4 separate regions of the Homo sapiens genome follow, and regions 1, 2 and 4 are each linked to region 3. A link is an interaction called in ENCODE POLR2A ChIA-PET data of the cell type or tissue named here. Cell type or tissue: CD4-positive, alpha-beta T cell. All regions are shown on one strand.

What was found. ChIA-PET counts read pairs that join two places held together with the same protein. Peaks named below come from ENCODE experiments on the same cell type or tissue, not always from the same donor. Only the 100,000 strongest peaks of a DNase experiment are listed, where the experiment ranks them.
Region 1: POLR2A ChIA-PET joins it to region 3 with 26 read pairs; 7 of 35 experiments call an interaction of 5 or more read pairs at or near these places.
Region 2: POLR2A ChIA-PET joins it to region 3 with 48 read pairs; 10 of 35 experiments call an interaction of 5 or more read pairs at or near these places.
Region 4: POLR2A ChIA-PET joins it to region 3 with 10 read pairs; 6 of 35 experiments call an interaction of 5 or more read pairs at or near these places.

The regions. Positions count from the first base shown.
Region 1 is chr11:128,501,809-128,506,808 of GRCh38, forward strand. The region is part of intron 3 of ETS1 (ETS proto-oncogene 1, transcription factor); the gene reads right to left. Among named protein-coding and RNA genes, the nearest start is that of MIR6090, 18 kb to the right of the region's middle. RefSeq lists an enhancer at 1,746-2,040 and a silencer at 1,746-2,040. In CD4-positive, alpha-beta T cell, no CTCF peak of the experiment used is centred here; DNase peaks (open chromatin) are centred at 2,063, 2,863, 4,123, 4,613 and 2 weaker places; H3K4me3 peaks cover 4,938 bases; H3K27ac peaks cover 5,000 bases.
Region 2 is chr11:128,461,052-128,466,051 of GRCh38, forward strand. It overlaps ETS1 (ETS proto-oncogene 1, transcription factor), which reads right to left. Exons shown (of 10, transcript NM_001143820.2): 9 at 2,458-2,576; 10 at 1-1,525. The coding sequence ends at 1,310. Among named protein-coding and RNA genes, the nearest start is that of MIR6090, 59 kb to the right of the region's middle. In CD4-positive, alpha-beta T cell, no CTCF peak of the experiment used is centred here; DNase peaks (open chromatin) are centred at 2,030, 4,060 and 4,730; H3K4me3 peaks cover 1,485 bases; H3K27ac peaks cover 4,238 bases.
Region 3 is chr11:128,322,447-128,327,446 of GRCh38, forward strand. All of the region lies in intron 1 of LOC124902787 (a long non-coding RNA gene), which reads right to left. Among named protein-coding and RNA genes, the nearest start is that of LINC02098, 120 kb to the left of the region's middle. RefSeq lists an enhancer at 1,778-2,912. In CD4-positive, alpha-beta T cell, CTCF peaks have their summits at 1,128, 1,328 and 1,529; DNase peaks (open chromatin) are centred at 1,135 and 2,385; H3K4me3 peaks cover 474 bases; H3K27ac peaks cover 4,906 bases.
Region 4 is chr11:128,481,178-128,486,177 of GRCh38, forward strand. ETS1 (ETS proto-oncogene 1, transcription factor) reads right to left here. Exons shown (of 10, transcript NM_001143820.2): 6 at 4,892-4,969; 7 at 3,646-3,894. Among named protein-coding and RNA genes, the nearest start is that of MIR6090, 39 kb to the right of the region's middle. RefSeq lists enhancers at 1,621-1,700, 1,881-1,930, 2,301-2,370. In CD4-positive, alpha-beta T cell, no CTCF peak of the experiment used is centred here; DNase peaks (open chromatin) are centred at 1,404, 1,754 and 2,454; H3K4me3 peaks cover 2,275 bases; H3K27ac peaks cover 5,000 bases.

The sequences.
Region 1 (5,000 bases), 180 kb after region 3:
AAGACTCAGACAAAAGCATTACTGGAATCAAAATATGAGGTTACAATATTCAGTTGGTCTCCCACTTGTGGAGCCAGTTCTCCCCTCGAGTTTCTAAGCATCTGGCAAGTGAAAGGTGGCTGATAGTACAAATGGTTGAGCTGGAATTCAGACCCCTGTACAGTGAAATAAAGAAAGACAGAGAAAGGGGGTGGGGTGGAGAGAGAGAGAGAGAGAGAAAGAGAGCTGCAGCCACAGCATTGCTTTGCTTCTAGAAACAATGGGCAGTTAGAGAACAATGGCTACAGACAAAGTCTTGGTCTATTTATATCTGCCACTGTTAGTCCCAGACAGGAGGAACTGGAAGTCTGCCCTGTATGCACAGCTCCAACTGGACCCAAGTTGGGAGGAAGATGAGGTCACCAAGAAGGCTGCCTGCTTAGAAATGGGCTTCTTTTTTCTTCGTATAGTTGCTTCTTAGCCTAGAGGTTCTCTTAAGCTTGCTTGCCTTCTGCTAAAATACAGCCACTGCTGAGAAGGGAGAGATGAGAAAAGTAACTGCTGCTCTGCCCAGCCCAAAGCAATTAAGGCCTCTCTGTACAGAGGTTGCAGGAAGGTGGGAACGCCAAGGAAAAAATAACCAATCGATGGAGGTCAACTCTATGGTTTCTGAAACAACAGTCTTATTAGGTCTGTTAATTATACATGTTTAGGAGCACTATAAAGGAGCTTTTCCCTGGGAAAGTTCCCTCCTCATTTCTTTGGAGACAAATAAAGAGGCCAAGAGCTGAAATTCACAGATATGTATGCATTACATCTCAGGGACAATCTCTTCTTCCCTTTATTTCAGCCCCTTTTTGATGGTATCTCTATTTTCTGGAATTTCATCTTTTGCTCTAACATGGCTTTGGAGAGATACTCAATTTTAATCCTTCCCAAACTGTGTTACTTGTATCCTTAATCCTCCTACAGCCTTACTAAAAAGAGCCACCAGTAGATTAGCCTGTGACAGACACCAAACTGAACATGAGGAGAGCCTGGGCTGGGGAGGAAGGAACAGGGAGGGAGGCACAGGCCGTGAGCCCCTGCAGGCATCTCCTCCTGCATGCCTTCATTGTGAGTTTCCACCGACAGCCCTTAGCATTAATGCGCAACCAACAGTAAGCAACTGCACCCTCTGGATCCAGTCCAACCTTATAGCCTTAAGAATCCCACGTGCAAAGCTGGAATCTCCCAGAGGCAAGAAATTCAGGGCTCAACAAAGAGATCCCCTGAGCAGTAACTTCAGATTTCCACTCATGCCTCAAGTTCCTGTCACTAACTTCCCACCTTGTTCCTGGAAAACCAACATGTAAGGAGATATACAAATCTAAATAAGATTTTTTTTCTCTTTTTCCTTTAAATAGCTTAAAATATTTTACAGACAACATCCCAGATAATGTCAACCCATTGGGAGGGAACTAGTAGCAAACAGTTAAATGTTTTATAACTTAAAATTTTAAGCACAGAGCAGGCACATGCTGGATACTGCTAGGGCCAACGAACCCTAGGAGCCAAGAAATGGTTAAAAGGGATGCATCACGTTCCTTCCCCAGCCCCACATGCTCTTCATCAACTTCATAAGTGTGTCAAGATGCTCAGGGTCCAGACCATCTGGAGGGTGCGCTCATAAACTTGAACTACCAGGACAACAGATAATGTGCACAAGCCCATAACAAGCAAACATACTAGTACATCTTTCATGCTATGCAAATGGTGGAGACTGAAATTCAGATGAAACATTGGACCACCTAAAATAGACCAAACTGTGAAGATCTAAGTGAGTGATCTATAGGTCACCTGACCTGGTACGGTACTTCATTCAAACACTGCTTCCTTGACTCCTCCCCTATCCCCTGCTCCCAACAGACTAATTATTCCCTTCTCTAAGGGCCCTGCTGAATCATCCCAGTGTAATTCACAAGAGCCACATGGGAACCACATGGTAGGAGTCAGGAGAAGGCAGAGAGACACACATTCTTACCCTAAAGCAAGGCTGACATCAGAGAAGATGCAGAAATCCCCACCCTGAGCATGTTGGTAAGCACATGAGATGGCCGTCCCTCTGCCTATCACAGGCTCCAAAAAATACCAGCACGCCAGCTAAACACACCAAAAACCGATGGTGCCGCCCCAACATGGCACATCTAATGGAATTCAGGCCCCACACAGTGCAGTAAATCTAAATATATGTCCCTAATGAGGAGTCAGAAATCCTGAGACTTCGGGGATTTAGGCAATAATTGTGGGGACCCAGCTCAAGTTTCCTGCACTAAAAAGGAGGGGCCTAGAGAGATAAGCTTTGAAGGGAGCATGCTTATGCTCCCTAAACCATTACGCTCACTGCTAAACCTATCATACGAGCCTACTCCAAGGTTTGTGTAGACCTACCTAATCTATAATTTTGGCCTCTATATCTCTTTGGCTTTGGCCTTTTTTATGGCCTGGAGCAATAACTATCAGCCCGAGTCCTCTCCTGGTGTGTTCACACATTTCCCTGCCTCTGTCCCTCTATCCCGCCCTCACTATAGCTATAGGATGCATAAAGCCTTATCCAGGACCAAAAAGCAGAAAAGAGGAATTTACAGAATTTGCTATAAAACTTTAACAACTCCTTGGAGGGATGTTCTCTTTCCTTGCAACCAGACATAGTTATAAAATGGATGAAAAGTGGAGAGAAGGAGGAGCCAAGCTCTGCCACTGGTCAGGGGTCTTACACTATTCCTGGAATACAGAATTAGAAGACGCTTTCGATGTCATCTAGTTCAAACCTTTTCTTTTACTGGTGGGTAAAATGAAGCTCAAGGTGACATCAACTTGCCTTAAGTCACTGGTTACTAATTCTAGAACTCTGGCTCCCTCTCAGGATTTTTTTTTCCTCTACATCATTGCTGTTTACTTACAACAGTGGACTGGGAGGGAGAGGCTTTCTCCTATATCTTCACTACTATCAAGTCCTGGTTCATCATTCTGGATAAACACTACTCCTCCCCAAGTTATTAAGAATCACAGAGGAATGAGCCATCCAAAGATCTAATAAATATGATGGGATTTTACAGATTCATGATGCTATCCACTCCTATTTCAGGTTATAAGTCTGGAATACCAATGGTCAGACTCTAAGGTGGAAAAGCTTCCTCCTAGCAAAGATCCTTGTTGCATACCAGGGATATTAAGCAACTTTCAACAGTCAACTCCGATAGCATGATACCATGGTGTCTGATGGCTCTGAAATTTGAGGGTGCTATTCCTGTCAATCCAGAAAGAGTGAAGACTGCAGTTAACTTCAGTGATCTATGAACCTTTATCTAAAAAGCACTGAAAGGCAGAGTGCCTCATATCATTTAAAGGTTTTACACCACTACCCTTCTAGTCCTGCTGGTATTCCAAATAGGGTCACTGAGCCATGGTGATAGGGTTGAGGGAATACAACAAACCCCACTGACAAAGCCAGAACTTAATATCAGGGGCACTGGCCAGTAAGTTGAATCTGATCTATCTAATTAATGAAGCTATCTGTTGACCCCCAGAAAGGCCATGGCCTGAAGTAACACAAGCAGCTCTAGTTGTGAAGGCAAATGCAGTCGGAATGCAGAGACCTAAGGGTTCCAGGAAAGATCCACCTCATTGTGATCTCTTCTAGACCCCACAGATTTTTTTCTTCTCCTTCCCAATGGGCTTCTCTTTAATGGCCCCAAACACCCAATCTTCAGCATTCTATTGTTCCTGCTGCTGCCCCAGAGTCTCGCCCACACGGACCCAGGGCAGACAGCCTCAGACGCCTCTCCCAGTAGCAAGCCCAAGAGGGTGGTAAGTCGCCAGGCAGACCCAATCTCCAGATCAATGGGCGAGACCAACCAATGGGTGGCGAGCAGACAAAAAGTGATCAATGCAAAAGGCGGAGGGAGCTTAAGCCACTCTCCATCTGCCTGGGTAGGTGAGAAAGGGAGAGACTGGGATGTGCAGCCCTCATCCGCTGCTAATAAATGGCTCTGCCTCATCAGGAAGCCATTAGGAAATTGCAGCCACCACAGCCCCAAGCTCCCCGGACTGAACTGTCTGCATGCAGCTGGTGAAAGCGCTCATTATCTCTGTCCAGACGACACTAGCTCACTACACAGTGGAGCCTAACCAATGAGCCCTCAGAATAAACCCTGGGCTTGAGTGGTGAGGAAGGAGGGACTGAAAAAGTCCCTTGAGATTGGGGAGATGCAGCGCTCCCCCAGGTGTGTGCTCCAAGCTCCAGATCAGGAATACGAGCCCTTCTCCTCACATCCCAGCTGGACAGCATTCTTTTTTTCAGAAAGAGCTACTGACTGCTCATGAGCATGGGGCTTCTTTTGGGAGTGATGAAAACATTCTGGAATTAGACGTTGATGATGATGGCACAACTCTGTGAATGTACTGGAATGCACTGACATGTACACTTTAAGATGGTAAATTTTATGTTATATCAATTATATCTCAATTTAAAAAAAAGTAAATGTTAGAGAGAGAAAGAGCTACTGGCCCACTGCTATGAGCCCAACAATGAATACCTTGGTGATAGATCCCTCAGGCAGAGTTTCCCTCTAGTGGGAGAAGCAAACACCGCCTAAGTACAGAAGCAATAGCTATATGCTCACAACAGACGATGAGTGCTGGGATCACGGCTGAAGCGGAAGGTTTTGCAATGCAGAGTGAGTGAACTAGCGGGGTCCAGAAGCACTAGGGGAGGGGGTAGGAAGGAGTGCACGTAAGATGTCCTGGGTGTAGGGCGTGAGGGACAGAAGGCGGGCAAGGTGTCCAGGATGGCGCCCCTGGCAGTTGGTGGCATTACTGAAAGGGAAGACGAGAGGATGAGATCTCCCACAGCCACCTCCGCCACCTGGAAATCCTTGTGAGATGGAAGCCCCGCGATGCTCACTGGGAGACCGACCGTGGGAGAGGCTGGGCACGGGCCATTTCCAGAGGCAGACACCTGGTAACTGCAATTTCTGGGA
Region 2 (5,000 bases), 140 kb after region 3:
AAGTCTAAACTCTTCAACTTAGGTCGTGTCTCAAGTTACTTTTTCACTCACCAATCAGAAAGCCGTACACTTCTCTCTACTGAATAACAGAGTTGGCGGTGAGGGGGTGCAAAAAATGGAGGACTCTTGGAAAATAAGACATAAAAGAAAAATTACAGAGTGTTAGTTTGGAACGACATGCATTCAGGACTTATTTCTTAGGACCTGAGGGGTAATGCCCATGCATACAGCTTTTATTCCAAGTCATCTATGCTACAGATATAGGACTAAGAAAGAACCAAGTCAATCTTCCTCCTTCGATCTCCCTTCCAGGACTTCAACAGTGCTCCTACGTTTACTGTCGTCCAAAACCAGGGATGCAAAATACATTCAGTTCAAAGACTTAATGCTTCTTAGCTCAACATTAAGTCCAAACCCCGAGAATCCACTGATAACAAGTAAGTAAAGGGATGTGCTAATTTTTTTTAATTGTAGATGACATTCACACACATAATTCCCCTGTACCCAAATCAGCATTAATTGTCCTTCTTATATAAGTCCCATGAATTTGGGATCCCTGATCTCAGTGAGAGCGTTTTGCTTTTCCAATGGGGTCTATATAAACAGTTTTCTTTCATTGTGACAGAATCCTCAGCCGGCAAATAAAAACAAACTTACATGATATTGCAATACTGAGACCACCTTAGAGCTTAAGACGATTTTTAAGAAAAAAAATACTGGCACAAAATTTAATAAAATAAATTTTAACACAACAACGGTTTTGGCCCCTCCCCACTGAAGTCCATCTTTGCTTCAAAACTAGAGTGATAGGTAAATAGTTCTCAGATTTTCAGTGCATCCCCCCCCAAAACATGTTTCATCCCACCCACCTCTTTTTTGCCCTCCCAGACCTAAAAACAGAAGCAAATTAATTGCCTTACATCAGTTTCATGAGTTCTGATGTGACAATGTCACTTGCTAATGGGTCCACAACTCAAGACACTTTTTCATGGATGATTTTTAAAAATGATTGGACACATTAGTCTCTTTCTCTGTTAAGCCAGAGCCTTCAAGCTTCTGAGAAGGCCCTTCTCCCTCTCCTGAAAATTTGCTCAAGAATTTCTGGTCCCACCCACCCCACAAGTCCTGGCTTTCCTTTCCCAACTGCGCACAATTGATTACAGCTGCAACTGACTTAGCTCCCACCCCTGAAGGTAAAAAATGAGTTCTGGAAAATAAAAAATAGAATAACAATTCAAAATTCAGAGTCCAACCAACACGGCTGTCCTTGGAAGGTCTCAGCAGGGTTTCCCCAGCCCCTTCAGTGCCATCACTCGTCGGCATCTGGCTTGACGTCCAGCATGGCGTGCAGCTCCTCAGGGGTGTACCCCAGCAGGCTCTGCAGGTCACACACAAAGCGGTACACGTAGCGTTTCCCCGCTGTCTTGTGGATGATGTTTTTGTCGTAATAGTAGCGTAGGCCACGGCTCAGTTTCTCATAATTCATCTTAGGTTTGTTTTTCCTCTTTCCCCATCTCCTGGCCACCTGAAATTTAAAAAGAAAAATAAAGGAGGAGTAGGCAAAAATCTACAAGACAGGCCAAATATATATGTTTCTATGCCTATGCTATACCCATTCATGGTGACCCATGATGCTCAAGTAAGATGATTTGAGATTCATGTAGATATAGAAAATATTTTTCGGGCCTATCTCCTGAATTCCATTTTTCATGGGTTGGGCAAGGATGGGAGTCACAATGATTCTTTAAGTTGATGAAAACACAGTGACCCTGAACTAGGATTAAATATGTGACTTTAAAAAACAAACAAAAAGCCACACTATACATTCTCCTCTTTCCGCATATTATTAGTAAAATCTCCTTGCTTTGCAAGCATGAAATCTAACAGGGAAGTGTGAAGCGGAGGAGCTGAGCTGCAATCATACCTGCCTTTCATCAACAGGAAGTGTTTTTTTTCCATACCAGGGCACAAATATTTTCTCATGTCTGCCAGAACAAAGATGTTGTCTCTCCTGTTCATTGTTTTTTATCCTCAGAATTGGGCATGGCACGGAACCACTACTCCATAAACATGTGTGTAATGAAATAAGAAACTAATGAGCCAATCTCCCAAGGCCTCTTGAACTGTCTGGCCCCTTTCACACTCACAGAGCCACCGGGCTAGGAAGAGGCTAAGTCACAGGAGGCAGCTCTATGGGTGATAACTGACCTACTGCCAGGCACGTTAATGCCTTCTATCAGCTAATCCTGTAAGACAAATGGGGTAACATAGATCTTTTCTCTATTTTCCAAATAATGAACCTGGAGCTCAGACAGGCTACCTAGCTTGCTCCGGGTGGCAAGTGGCAGAGCTGGGAATCCCAATCCTGGAACACGTCATTCAGGCCCACGCCACCCCTTCCAGGAGTTTTCTCTCATCCTTCCTCAACACAGTACTCGCAAGCCCCTCCTTCCTTACCTCATCTGGGTCAGAAAGTTTGAATTCCCAGCCATCTCCTGTCCAGCTGATAAAAGACTGACAGGATTTATCAGTGAGTAATTCCAGAAGAAACTGCCATAGCTGGATTGGTCCACTGCCTAGAAACACAAGCCATTGTGAATCATTACACCAGATATTCAGCACTCTACGCAGCTAATCCCCACACACGGCACTCCCACATCCCTCTTCTCTCAGCCCATCCAGCCAGGAGAAAATGAAGGCAACAGACAGTGCACATGTCGGAGGAAGTGTTATGAGCTCGAACAGATAGAAAAGACAAAGGCCTCCCTATAAAACAAAAGCATGGAAGAAAATGTGTCAAGTGCTTTATTTTGATTAACTTAAGGATCGGTTCATTTTTATTGCTAAACAAATTCTAGAAAGAGAACACTGTGCCTATCCTCTGGGATATTCTAAGGCAGCATAATCTTTTACACCTGCAAAAACTAAGTCATTATTTTTGCCTTCAGAAGTAAGAAACATATTAACGAAGGAATGAATGTCTTTGCCAGTTCCAAACACAAGTTATGGCTCATAAGCACTGCTCTGTAGTAGGGAGCCTGTGGCCCCTGATTTGTGAGTAAGAAGGATCACTATCCTCCGGCCCTCTTACAAGGAAATAGATGTTAAATATCTGTTCAGTCATAATATTTCTCTCCACTGCCACCACCCTGCCCTTCCAGTCCACTTACAGGAAAGCACCCAAAGGAAAAAAAAAAAAAAGCATCATTACTATTTGAGGAATTAACGTGCCACCCAGAAAATCCTCAGGGGTCAGATGAGGACTGTCAGAAATTCTGCATAGGTTCAGTATATTCTAAATTAGACACACACACACACACACACACACACACACACACACACACACTTCTCTGTCTTAGCCATCAACACTCTGACAGTCAATTTATTCTATGCTAAAAGGTTTATATCACACCGATTTCCTTTGAGGATACTTTTCTCATCTGAAATGACAATGCCACCAGTGATTCTTAATTTATAGGTGTCGGTGGAGAGACAAATAGGGGTTCAAAAGTCCATGCTTCTTGTTACACTGCCCCTTATAACATAAACAAACTGGGCAGAGCGGGACTGGGAAAGACCCAGTCCATGTCTCTGGATACAGCCCAGGAAGCACCAGCTCCTACAGGAAAGCTTTGCTCACTAAGGCTCTAATTTTTCACCGGAGTTGCAAATTTGTCTGATCCAAAGTAAACTGAGATTTAACAGGAAACAAACTTTAAGTTCCCTCTCAATCTAAAAAAGAAATTGCCTTCATAATCCATAAGGGTAATGTCTTGTTGTATCTCATATTTCTACAAGACATTTTCACATGCATCGTTGTGCTTGCTCCTAAAATCCACACCCAACCCTCTGCTGTAAGGAGAGGCACAAGTGGTCTTACGGCTTCCTTTCTAATGGTGCAGAAAAAGTGCTCAGCAAAGTACTGTGACTTTGCTCTGAGCCACGGTTAGCGAAATGGTGGTTCTGGGTCTAGTACCCAGGCCTTTAGACTCAAAGGACCAGGGCAACCTCCAATGAAGTAAAGAAACAGCTACTGACACGAGCTATCATCCCACAGCCAAAGGAAGTCCTCCTCCAGTAACAACTTCCTAATGGTGGTTTCCAAGGCTCCTCTCAGCACTTGCCACGCTAAATATGAAAACATGAAATAGCTCTACCTCCTCTTTCTGAGAATGGACCATTAGCTCTTTAAAACTATCTTGCAAGAAATACCTTACATGTATTCCACAATAAAATGGCTCAGTGAATGCCTATAAAATAAAGTAACATTCGAACAACAGCCCAGAGGGCCGCACTGGTAAAGCCGTAGCTTCCTCTGTTTCTACTTTCATTCAATAAAAACCGTTTCGTATTCAACTCAGGGACATTTGCAGGTTTCTTGGGAGTTGCCTAAAGTCATGAGCTACTTGTTTTCTGCCTGGGCTCACAAAACTAACCGTGACATTCTCAGAGGAATCCACTGAGAAGCCATCCTAACAGGCACAAAGAAGTAAAACAGCAAATCGCTCTCAAGAAATGCAGCTGCCAGAGCCCTGGTCACAGAATAGGTTTCTTGGAGAAACTCACGATAACTATAGAGACTGAAGAGAGACATGAAGAAAACCATTCTATCCCAAAGCTATGTAAAAGAAGCCTCGGAGGAGAGGGGGTTGCCTTAGACCCTGACAGAGAAAAACTAATGAGTGCTATGCTTGACGGTGCACCTACTACGCCGCAGACACTGTGAGTGACGCTCTACACTCGTTTCCTTCATTCCTCCCAATAATTCTGTGGGGTGGATGCAACTGTTGTGCTATTTGTTTCTACCACTTCACAGCAGAGAAAACTGACACACTGCAAGGCCATTTAGATCAGCAGTGGAGTAGCCGGGACTGGAACCCATGCAGCCCATCCCCAGGTTCTTCATCTCAATGCTACGTTGCCCCTGGACAGGACCAGGCCAAAGGCCTGGCATCTAAACTGCCTGACTGAGTGCAATGTTCCAAGGGATAAGGGGACCT
Region 3 (5,000 bases):
ACCTCTAAAAGAGAGGAGTGTTGGGAGGAGAGAGGCACTGGTGGCCTCTGAGAGACCGTGAGGTGACTCTGTTTTCTGATGTGTATGTAAGTGGCTCCTGTCTTATTCTTTATTGAAGAAAAGGAAACTGTGACAGCAACAAGTTTGGTGTTTAGAAGAAGACAAGAATGTGGGGGCTTGCTGATGCCCCCACGCTCTCTTCTCATTTTTCTCCTCACTCGTGATTTCTGGCCAAGCAAACAGTTCCCTGGAGGATGGCATGACCTTGAGTGGGCTGGTCTAGTCTTTGGAGCTTTGGAAGCCGGGATGCTGAAGTTTGGAGATGGTATGCTTGCTGCTCAGGGTTGGAAGCTTAGGTACTTAATAAAGTCTGAAAGCTGTTGTTCCAACAGGGATAACCAGTGCCCCAAAGCCACTCTGAGCAGCACTGAGTTAGCAGCTCCAGCCAGACTAGAAGAAGGGAAGCAGGTCAACTGAGAGCTGACACAGAGAGCCCAAAGCAGGGTGGGAAAAAAGGGGGCAACACAGACAGATTGAGATGAGAGGGCTCCCTTCTGCCAGAATTGCCCTTCCCGCATGAGCCAGGGTTGTCTAGGCACAGCAGCTTCCTTAAGCATCCCTAAATTCACCTTCCTGGGCTCTGGGGTATCAAAATCTTGTAAGCAGTCCCACAGGCCTGCCAGAACTTTGTCATTCCTCCTGCTGCTTTGACTGACTTTGGGAACTGGATGATCCTTCTGCCTGGTTTGTGGACTCTTGATTTTATTCTTGCTGCCACTAAGGCTGCTATAATGGTTGTCGGATTTCCTTGGAACTTGAAGATGGGCAGAGGGTGCTTTCATAGTTACTGACAAGGTAATGTCAGGAGCACTCATTTCCCTGACTCTGGAGATGAAAGCAAACAAAAACAAAAACAATAAGCAGTTTATATTGGGCCAACCATCTGTGGTTAAGGAGAAAGGCCAAGCAATGACTACAGCTTCCCAGCCCAAACAGGCTCCAGGAAAGAGGGCTCAGTTCACAGGCTGGGAATATGGACAGCCAGAGACACTAAGGCCGGTTATGAGCTTTCATGAATCTGAGCTGGAGCCTCATCTGCCTGTTTTGCATTTCAGACAGGAGGAGGCAGTGTGGATGAGACTGTCAGAACTGGCAGCATTTCCCCTTGCAACTCCACAACTTATTTGCTGAGTGACCTTGAGCAAGCTCCTTAACCTCTGAGAGGCTTCAATTCTCTACCTGTGAAACAGAACCAGCAACATTTCATTAAAAGTTAAGGAACCTGGAGCATAATGACATTTCTCTATTAGAGCTTTCTCGGCTTGCCCCTTGGTAATTTTTGCCTTTCAGCACCTTTCTGGAAAGAAATGAAATGAGTAGTGTCTTCTTGTGAATAGGTGTCTTTTATAGAGTTATGGAAAAAATAATTCCCTTGCCCCGGCACCTTTCTTTCGTTGCTAGTTGTGCCACTGACTTGTTGCATATCCTGGATCCAGTCAGTTTTCTTTTCCTTGCCACTAGACCAACACTAGATCTTATAGCAGCCCCCATATACAAATGATTTCCACAGGATCCTCATGCTGCGTGTTCTCAGGCTCCTGATAGTGAGTGTTGAACCATCAGGCCATTCAGAGTTCACTGAATATGACTTTTGCAATAAAGATTAGATCCTAATAATCCCTGCTCACAACACGATTACTAGCTAATCCGTCCCAGTCGAGGGTTTCTTTTCTCCTTTGAGTCACAAGGAATCCTTATTACATGAAAGATGAAAACATGAAATGCCTATCAGAGATATCACCACATGCACCGCCCCCCGAACCAGGCCGTGGGGTCGGTCAACGAGTTCTCCCTGTGGTTTGGATGCTGACACCTGAGTGACTCCCCTCATGAGCTCAGAAGCAGAGAGAGGGAACTGTTTTCAGAGCAGAGAGGTGGCTTAGAGGAAACATGTACAGGACTTGGCAAAGAACCTGACTCCATGTGAATGCTCACTCCGTGTGAAATTGTTCTTATTATAGTGATTTGTGGGGAAGAAATAACCAAGGAGGGAAATAAACAACCACAGTGACAAGATAAAGGAAGAAACCTAGGCCCTAGAAAGGAAAGTTTTCTAGGCTGATTTCTACCCCTGAAATGCACCCATCGACTCTTCTGGAAACTCAACTGTGCCTCCCACCTCTGAGGTCAGCCCCTCCCGGGGCTAACTGCAGCCCAAGCAAGCCCCCGTGGCAGGAGTGTGGCAGGGGCCTTCAGCTCACCCACCTCTGCTCTCTGAACATGGCACAACGAGCCTGTCAGACCACTTGCAGCCCTGCTATTTGATCTTATCGGGCCCTGTCAGGGAGGTGAAGTGCATGCGTCAAGAAGTTCGTGCCTGTTCATCATTGTGGTTGCCCCGAAGTGGAGCAGGCAAGGTAACACTTGAAGCCATTTTTGCAGAGAATTGCACAAACAGCAGCGGGTGTCATAGACTCAGTGGTTCCACTTCGGATCGAGAAAACACCCACAGAATGGTAGAGGCTGCTAAAGAAACACCACAAAACACAGAGCAACATATACTCATGCACACACACCAGAGCAGTGTGAACCAAAGCCCCGGGCAGGAGGACGTGCTGTGTGCCAACAAAAAACAAAAGGGGAGATGCATTATTTGTTTTGGGGTAGAAAGGTTGCGGGACTGAGGCTCTGCTGCAGACAGATGGGCGCTACACTTATTTGTTGGGTGGCAGAAAAGTTGGGGGACTGAGGCTCTGCTGCAGATGGGTGGGCACTGTATGACTTTCTTTGAGGAAGGCACTTCTGAGAGTGAGAAAAAAAAACAACTGATAGTTCTTGGAGCTTGAAACTGAGAGTTTCTACTATGGAGAATTGAAAACAATTTCCTTCTGAGGGAGAAGGTAGATGGAGCAAGGGAAGTCCAAATTAGGCCCCTTTTGGAGGTAATAGATATTTTCAATCTGCTAAGCAGTGAAGCAGGCAGAAACTGACAATTGTTATAATTATTCTTGTATAAAGTAAATAAGATTTTTCTCAAAGGAGAAAGCACCTGTTGATTTGGCTAAGTTAAGCATTAGAAACACCTGAACTTACCGTTACACATTCTTCAATTTGGCAAATGCAATACAAGAGTGAATGAGACAAACCTTGACTTGTTCTCATATAATTTATTATCTAGTAGAAGAAGACATTAAGGAAACAGACACTGAAATATATAATTATGAATTATGATTTGTGTTTTGAAGAGAGTGTTCAGTGTTTATGAGACAGAATATCTGTTTTTACCTAGAAGTTTGATTGTCTATTCAATACGCATTTTAAAAGTAGTTATTCCATGTAAAATTGTAGGGATATACAGGAATTATTGATATATGATCTTTACTTTCCAAGAGCTCAAAACCTTTTAAGGGACTCAGGCACGCTGATAGATAAATAGTAGTATTTAAAAGTAGAAATAAGGCCAGGCGCGGTGGCTCATGCCTGTAATGCCAGCACTTTGGGAGGCTGAGGTGGGTGGATCACCTGAGGTTGGGAGTTTGAGACCAGCCTGACCAACATGAAGAAACCCTGTCTCTACTAAAAATACAAAATTAGCCAGGCGTGGTGGCGCATGCCTGTAATCCCAGCTACTCTCAGGAGGCTGAGGCAGGAGAAACGCTTGAACCAAAGAGGTGGAGGTTGCAGTGAGCCGAGAGTGTGCCATTGCACTCCAGCCTGGGCAACAAGAGCAAAACTCCGTCTCAAAAAAACAAAACAAAACAAAAACAACAACAAATAAAAGTAGAAATGAGAGATTTATCACGAAATTATTCTAAAACCTACATTTTTTCTAGAAAAAATATGAATAGGCTTTGTGCTATATACTTCTTCCAGTTATCCAGATCTGAGCTTTTTAAAAAAAATATAATTAAGCTTAACAAACACGAAAGATATTACTATTCACCTGGTGGAAACCATCCAACTATGGGCATTGCATTTTACAGCAGTGCTTCTGAAGCTTTAATGGATGTGTAATTATCTGTGGAATTTGTTGTTAATAAAATGCAGATTCTGATTCAATCTGTCTGGAGTGGACCCTGGGATTTCACATTTTTTTGTATCAATTTTGCAGATAATGGGATGCTAGTGATCTACAGAGCACAGTTGGAGTAGCAAGGTCTTAAGGAAGAAATCAAATTCTACAATATTATGTTCAATTAGTATTCTTTCACTCAACATAAATTTATTGCATATCAGCTATGGAGTCTGGTTATATGAAGCCTTAATCATCCCTTCCCTTACAAAAGCAATTAGAAAACAAATTTAATTTTTTTTACAAAAGAGTTCTGAACTCCATATTGGCTTGACTCATGGTAGTGTTGTGTTGGATGATATAAATTTGTATTGACATAAATGTATTTGGCAGAGGTTGTTCTGAAACTCAACGCAACTCACAGACACTCTCATGCGAGCAGAGACCATCCCTCTGGAGCAGAGAGCACAATGTGCCTTCTGCCTCCCTCCCCAACTCATCACCTTCCCTCTCAACGTCCTTCTGCCCGGCTGCCCCTCAGGCAGGCGGCCCCAGAGGCCGTGGGCATGCTGCTGTCCCTCCCCACAGTGATACTCATCACCAAAATGAAACCTGACACCAGAATTGTCATCTTACTGAGAAGATGATAAAACTCATTTAACCTTTCCACTCAATAGGCTGATAATTCCCTCTGTCCTGATGAACGTTGGTGAGGTTCACTGAAGAGACTCAAGTTACCAAGGGCATGCTAATGCAAGGGTTATTCTTTCCTTTTCACATTAGGAGTTCACTTCTACCCAATCATTTTCAAACTTCACAGAAATGGAATTTCCATACTCAGATATGAAGAAAGCACCTTGATTTCCTCCACCTTCACATCATGAAGAACATCGAAGCTGGGATGAACGATGAAAGGAGGTAATATTCTAGGCATAGACAAAGCCCTTTCTCCACTGCCTTCAGGCTGTCAGGGAAGTAATTGATGTGT
Region 4 (5,000 bases), 160 kb after region 3:
ATGTACTTGAAATTTAAACTTCATTGGAAAAGTGTAGGCAATATTTAAAAGGTTTATTAAAGAGTTAAGGTCCACAGCAGTGTCAGAAATCCTTTACTGTGTGAGTTGCTTAAGGCATTCTTAACTGACCACAAGATCATGCAAGTTCATTAATTTCCCAAACCAGGTTATAAACAGCTGCTATGATTGCACAATAGCTCCTGGAGAAATTTCCATTGGCAAAAATGCCACTAAAAAGGAGGCTAGCAAAAAAAAAAAAAAAATAGTTTTGGAGGAAAACAAATGAATCTAAGAGCGAAAAAGGCTCGCAGGAATGGTTTTTATATGCAACTTTCAGATACTTTTCAAGTAACCTAAGTTAAATCATAGGAGACTAGATGGTCACCTCAATTCAGCACAGGCCAAAAGGCAAAGGGATGTGACAAATGTTTACGGAGAAATATCCGTAAGTCAACTCTTAATTGTTCAGGGGTGGTTGATCTATAAATTTCAAATCCCAGAATAAGGCTGACTTATACAACTTCATATTAGTGTGCCTCCAGTGTATTTTTCCCTCCATGACAGCGGAGATTGGTTAAAACAATAAACATCAAACATGAACAGATGCCCAAACCTAAATTAAATATATAGGAAAATATGTTGCTCCCAACATTGTTTAAAGATCCGGATAAAATGTATTCGGTTGAGTGTGTACTTTTTGTAAAATCCACTGCTGTGGGTTTTCTCTACATCCTGACCCCCTCTGGAACTGCTTTAAACAGAAAGGTGGTGTCATCCGTTTCATCTCATTCCTTCCTCCACTCATCCATTCAGAGGAGGGTAATCTCTGGAAAGCAAACTGAAGAGCTTCATGGAGTTATCAGCCCTGCCCACCCAGTCCACTAGCAAAAGGGCACCTCTTCATTCTTACTAAAAATGAATATATATTTCTTTATAATTCTTAAAAATTCTTTCCCATTTACCCACCAGAAAAGTCATCTTTTTCACCTTTTTAGAGATCATTTAATTTTCTTTCAAGAAATTCACACTAAATGATTTAAGAAAACAGCCTACAACCAGAATGTCAAAGCCTTGTTTTAGCAGAACAGGAAATTCTGTGGCGTCTCATAAAAAGGTATTTGTTCATACCAGCTACTGATCTTCATGGTCACTTATTTTCTCTTTGAGACAAACATACCAAAAGCCTAAGAAGGAGAATTTATATTTTCATCAACACCGCACCAAGTCGATAGTATTTATGCTAAAGTCTCTCTGAAATGATTCCATTTCTATCAGCCAATTTTATACTTGGAGAAAAAGGACATCAGAATTTTCACAAGCAAGATAGTAGAGTTTCCAAGGAGTCCCACTAAGCAAGGGGACTAAACCAAGCCAGAACCAGTCTCTGGCAACCCCCCAAACATGAGGCAAATGCAACCCTGTTGAGAGTTGTGGTTTACAGCGGTAGGCAGCTTTCATTTTAGCTCGATTTCACAACCCTGGTGCTGGGAACCTTCATTTACGGGTATTTTCTCCAAAAATGGGTAGAATCCAACTGGATTAGATACTCAGTTATGCTGCTGCGCTCATGTAGGGAAACCTGTGTTCTCTAAACTGTCCACTAGCCAGCCTTTCTGAGAAGGGCCTCGGCGAGCTCCTTCCAAAGCTATCTGAGTCCACCAAACAGACCTCAGAGCACTCAAAACAGAAGATGCGGCAGCACCCAGCCACCCACTGAGTAGACTCGTACAAAGACAGTCCTTAGGGCCCAAATAAGTGGGGCATAGAAGCACTCTGTACGCTGTAATGCAGCCCGTGAATACTGTACTATGGTTAGTATAAATAACAATCAGCTAACAGTAATGCTTTCGGTCTAGACCAATCACAGCATCTCAGAATCAATTGGCCCTTTGCATAGGCCCTGTTTGCAGCACTTCTAACATGCAGAAAACAGCCCTGCACAAAATGGTCTTCCCCTCAAGTTTCTGTGGCCTGAACTTGGAGGGAGGGAAGAAGAGTGGAGCCAGAAAGAAATACCTCATGTCTCCTTGTAAGGGTCACTTTTGGTCCACAGTCATTAGTTTGGGGTTGGAGGGGTGGTAGGGACCAAAACCAAGAATGAAGAAAAGGAGAGGGAAAGAGACAATTACACAAATGCAAAGCCAGATGCAATTTCAAAACAATGTGACAGGAGATCGACCCAAAGTTACAACATGGCTGAGCCCAAACCCACAGGCTTGGCCTCACTGTGTAGATGTACAGAAAGTCCCACAAGGAAGAAAGTCGTTTTAATGCTTTGACTCGCCTGATAAAAAAGAAACACATGTACACACACTTGTGTGTATGTATTTAAATAGACATGCACCCAAAAATAAAAAAGAGCCAGAAAGGGGAAGGCCGACTGGTCCCACCCATCCCCTTCGGTCTGAAACACTAACACCCTGGGGCCTTAAGAAGGAAGATTAGGGGTTCTGATTTTGCAGGGACTTTCCCTCTGCAGGGCTTGTTGGTGATCCCTAGGCCTGCTAGGAGGAAGTGTGAGTCTGAATACTCGAAGAAGACGACAATGGGCATGACCCATGATTCTTCAAAGTAAAGGTACCATTGGGCTCTCCTCCAAGAGCCTCACAATAGGCACCGCATATGGTCAGTCATTGAGCAGAAATCACTAATAGGCCAGCCCCAGCCTGACATCTGACCCAAGCCCCGCTTGATCAGCTTTCTCCTGTTCCTCTTCCCATTTATAATTCTTTCCCATTTACCCACCAGAAAAGTCAGGTTTTTCACCTTTTTAGAAATCATCTAGCTCTTGCTAAATAGACAAACCCTTTCTTACAATAGATTGCATTTTTCTCAGAAACAAAACAATCTGGACACTTTACTAGGTAGGCTGTACCTCTGAGTGTTTATGTCCTGTTCCTAAAAATTGGGTGCATTTTACCTTTTTTGCTTTATGTCACCCAGCTCTATTTTTAAACACTTTCTTCCCTGACAGTGAATATTTTATCACTATTATAATAGTCACGTTAACAAAACTACCTTCTTTTGGAAACCCCTGGCCACCTCCGTCCCTGGTCCTCTAGCTAAATACACACTTCACCACACTGCTGATGACTGGTTCCAAATAAACCGTTGGTTAACCATCTTGTATCTTCCCAAACCGAAAAAGTCACAGGAGGCTAAAGATCCCAGGCTGGCCAGCAGAGGTCATTCCAGGTACCCAGCTAGGATCTACAGTCAGACCCAGGAGTCCTCTGGGAGGAGCACCAGGACACATGCTAAGCTTAAGGGTTTTCCAGGGTGGCCACTTGAACCATTTTTACTTGATTATGTCCTCCTCAAGGAAAATAGAGCATACCTTTCAAAATGACCAAATTCAACTAGAGTTATTGAGTAAAACATTTTGCCCAAGTAAGATATTTAATTTCTTAGATTGCCTGATTTTGATTTCACTGTGGACCCCATGGCCTTTGTCATAATAATGGACTTGGCTAAAACACCACGATGGAAAGTTCTTAGTATCTGGACACTCTAAGATGGGAAGGCTGAAACTGAGGAATCTACAGGTCTAATAAATAAGAAAAAAAAAATGGAACCTGAAAAAAACTCACAAAGTCAGGTAATTCTTGTAAACCCAAGAGCTTTTAGAGAAGAAATATGACCTACCACGACTGGTCCTCCCCATGCACATGTTGTCTGGGGTGACGACTTCTTGTTTGATAGCAAAGTAGTCATTCTGCAAGGTGTCTGTCTGGAGAGGGTCTCGGAGAATGACCGAGGGGTAGTCATTCTCATACTTGAGGGAGAGGAGCTCTTCCGAGCTGATGGGATGGAGCGTCTGATAGGACTCTGTGATGAAGCTGGGCTCTGAGAACTCCGATGGTGGAACACACTGGGCATGCTCAATACCATAGCCTGGAAACAAAGGGTTTGCAAGTAAAGAGAGGAGAGATTTGTACCTAAAATAAGCAGTTTTCACCATCTACAGGGCCCTATGATGTGGGACAAGCTCCTTAGAGAATAAGGGAAAATACTTTAAATCAGAAAAGCTTGCATTTTTAACCTTGTCCACTACTAAACAGCTTTAGCCCTTGACAAGGTAATTGATTTCCTGACTTCATATCCTCATCTCTAAAATGGGGGTGATTGCGATTTTTCCCGGAGCACTGTGATGAAGATGAAATGAGGATAGAGGTCAAATGCCCACCAACATTCCCCACACAATAAGCTCTTGACACAGAGTAGTTAATATCATTGTGTCACTGGAATAAAAATTGTAATAACGTAAAAAGATAAAACGAAAAAAATAAAACCTGTTTCATATTCCCTGTAAAAGCACAGCCATCAGATAAGATGGTCCTATATCTCAGAGCTTACATTAGTGCAACAGGCCTACATTCATTGTTTCCCTCAGGCCATCTCTTCAGTATGGTTGGGTATCTTACACGAAAAAGGAGAAGACTGTATTTCCTATAATAGAATTTGAAGCTGCATAGCACACTCTTAAAGAAGGATTTTGGAGGAAATGCTGTTATCTCCACTAGTAAAAAGGAAAGAACAAAGACCAAGATCAAATCCCTAACCCAACCCTCTTTTGGCCATCGTAGTGCACAGTATCAAATAGGAACAAAAGTTTAGGGGTCTAGTTGCAGTCTCTCTGCATGACTTTCAGGTGAAGACATCAGAGAAGGATCCTAGTGTGTAGGAACTTGGTAGGTTAATGAAACATATATATAGGTTGAAACTTTGTGCTTTGTGGAAAATAATAAAATAAAGTAACAAAGAAGAGTCTACATCTAAGAAGATATTATTTTTGATAGAATTACCATGAAGGAGCCTGAGATTCACTGAGATAGGGGTCTTTTCCTAGTTTGCTATTATCATGAGAGAAGAGGGGTAGAAATGAACTTACTAATGAAGTAATCCGAGGTATAGCGGGATTCTGGATAGGCTGGGTTGACTCCATTAACTTGATATGGTTTCACATCCTCTGTAATGAACAGATAGGGAAGGAACAAAGA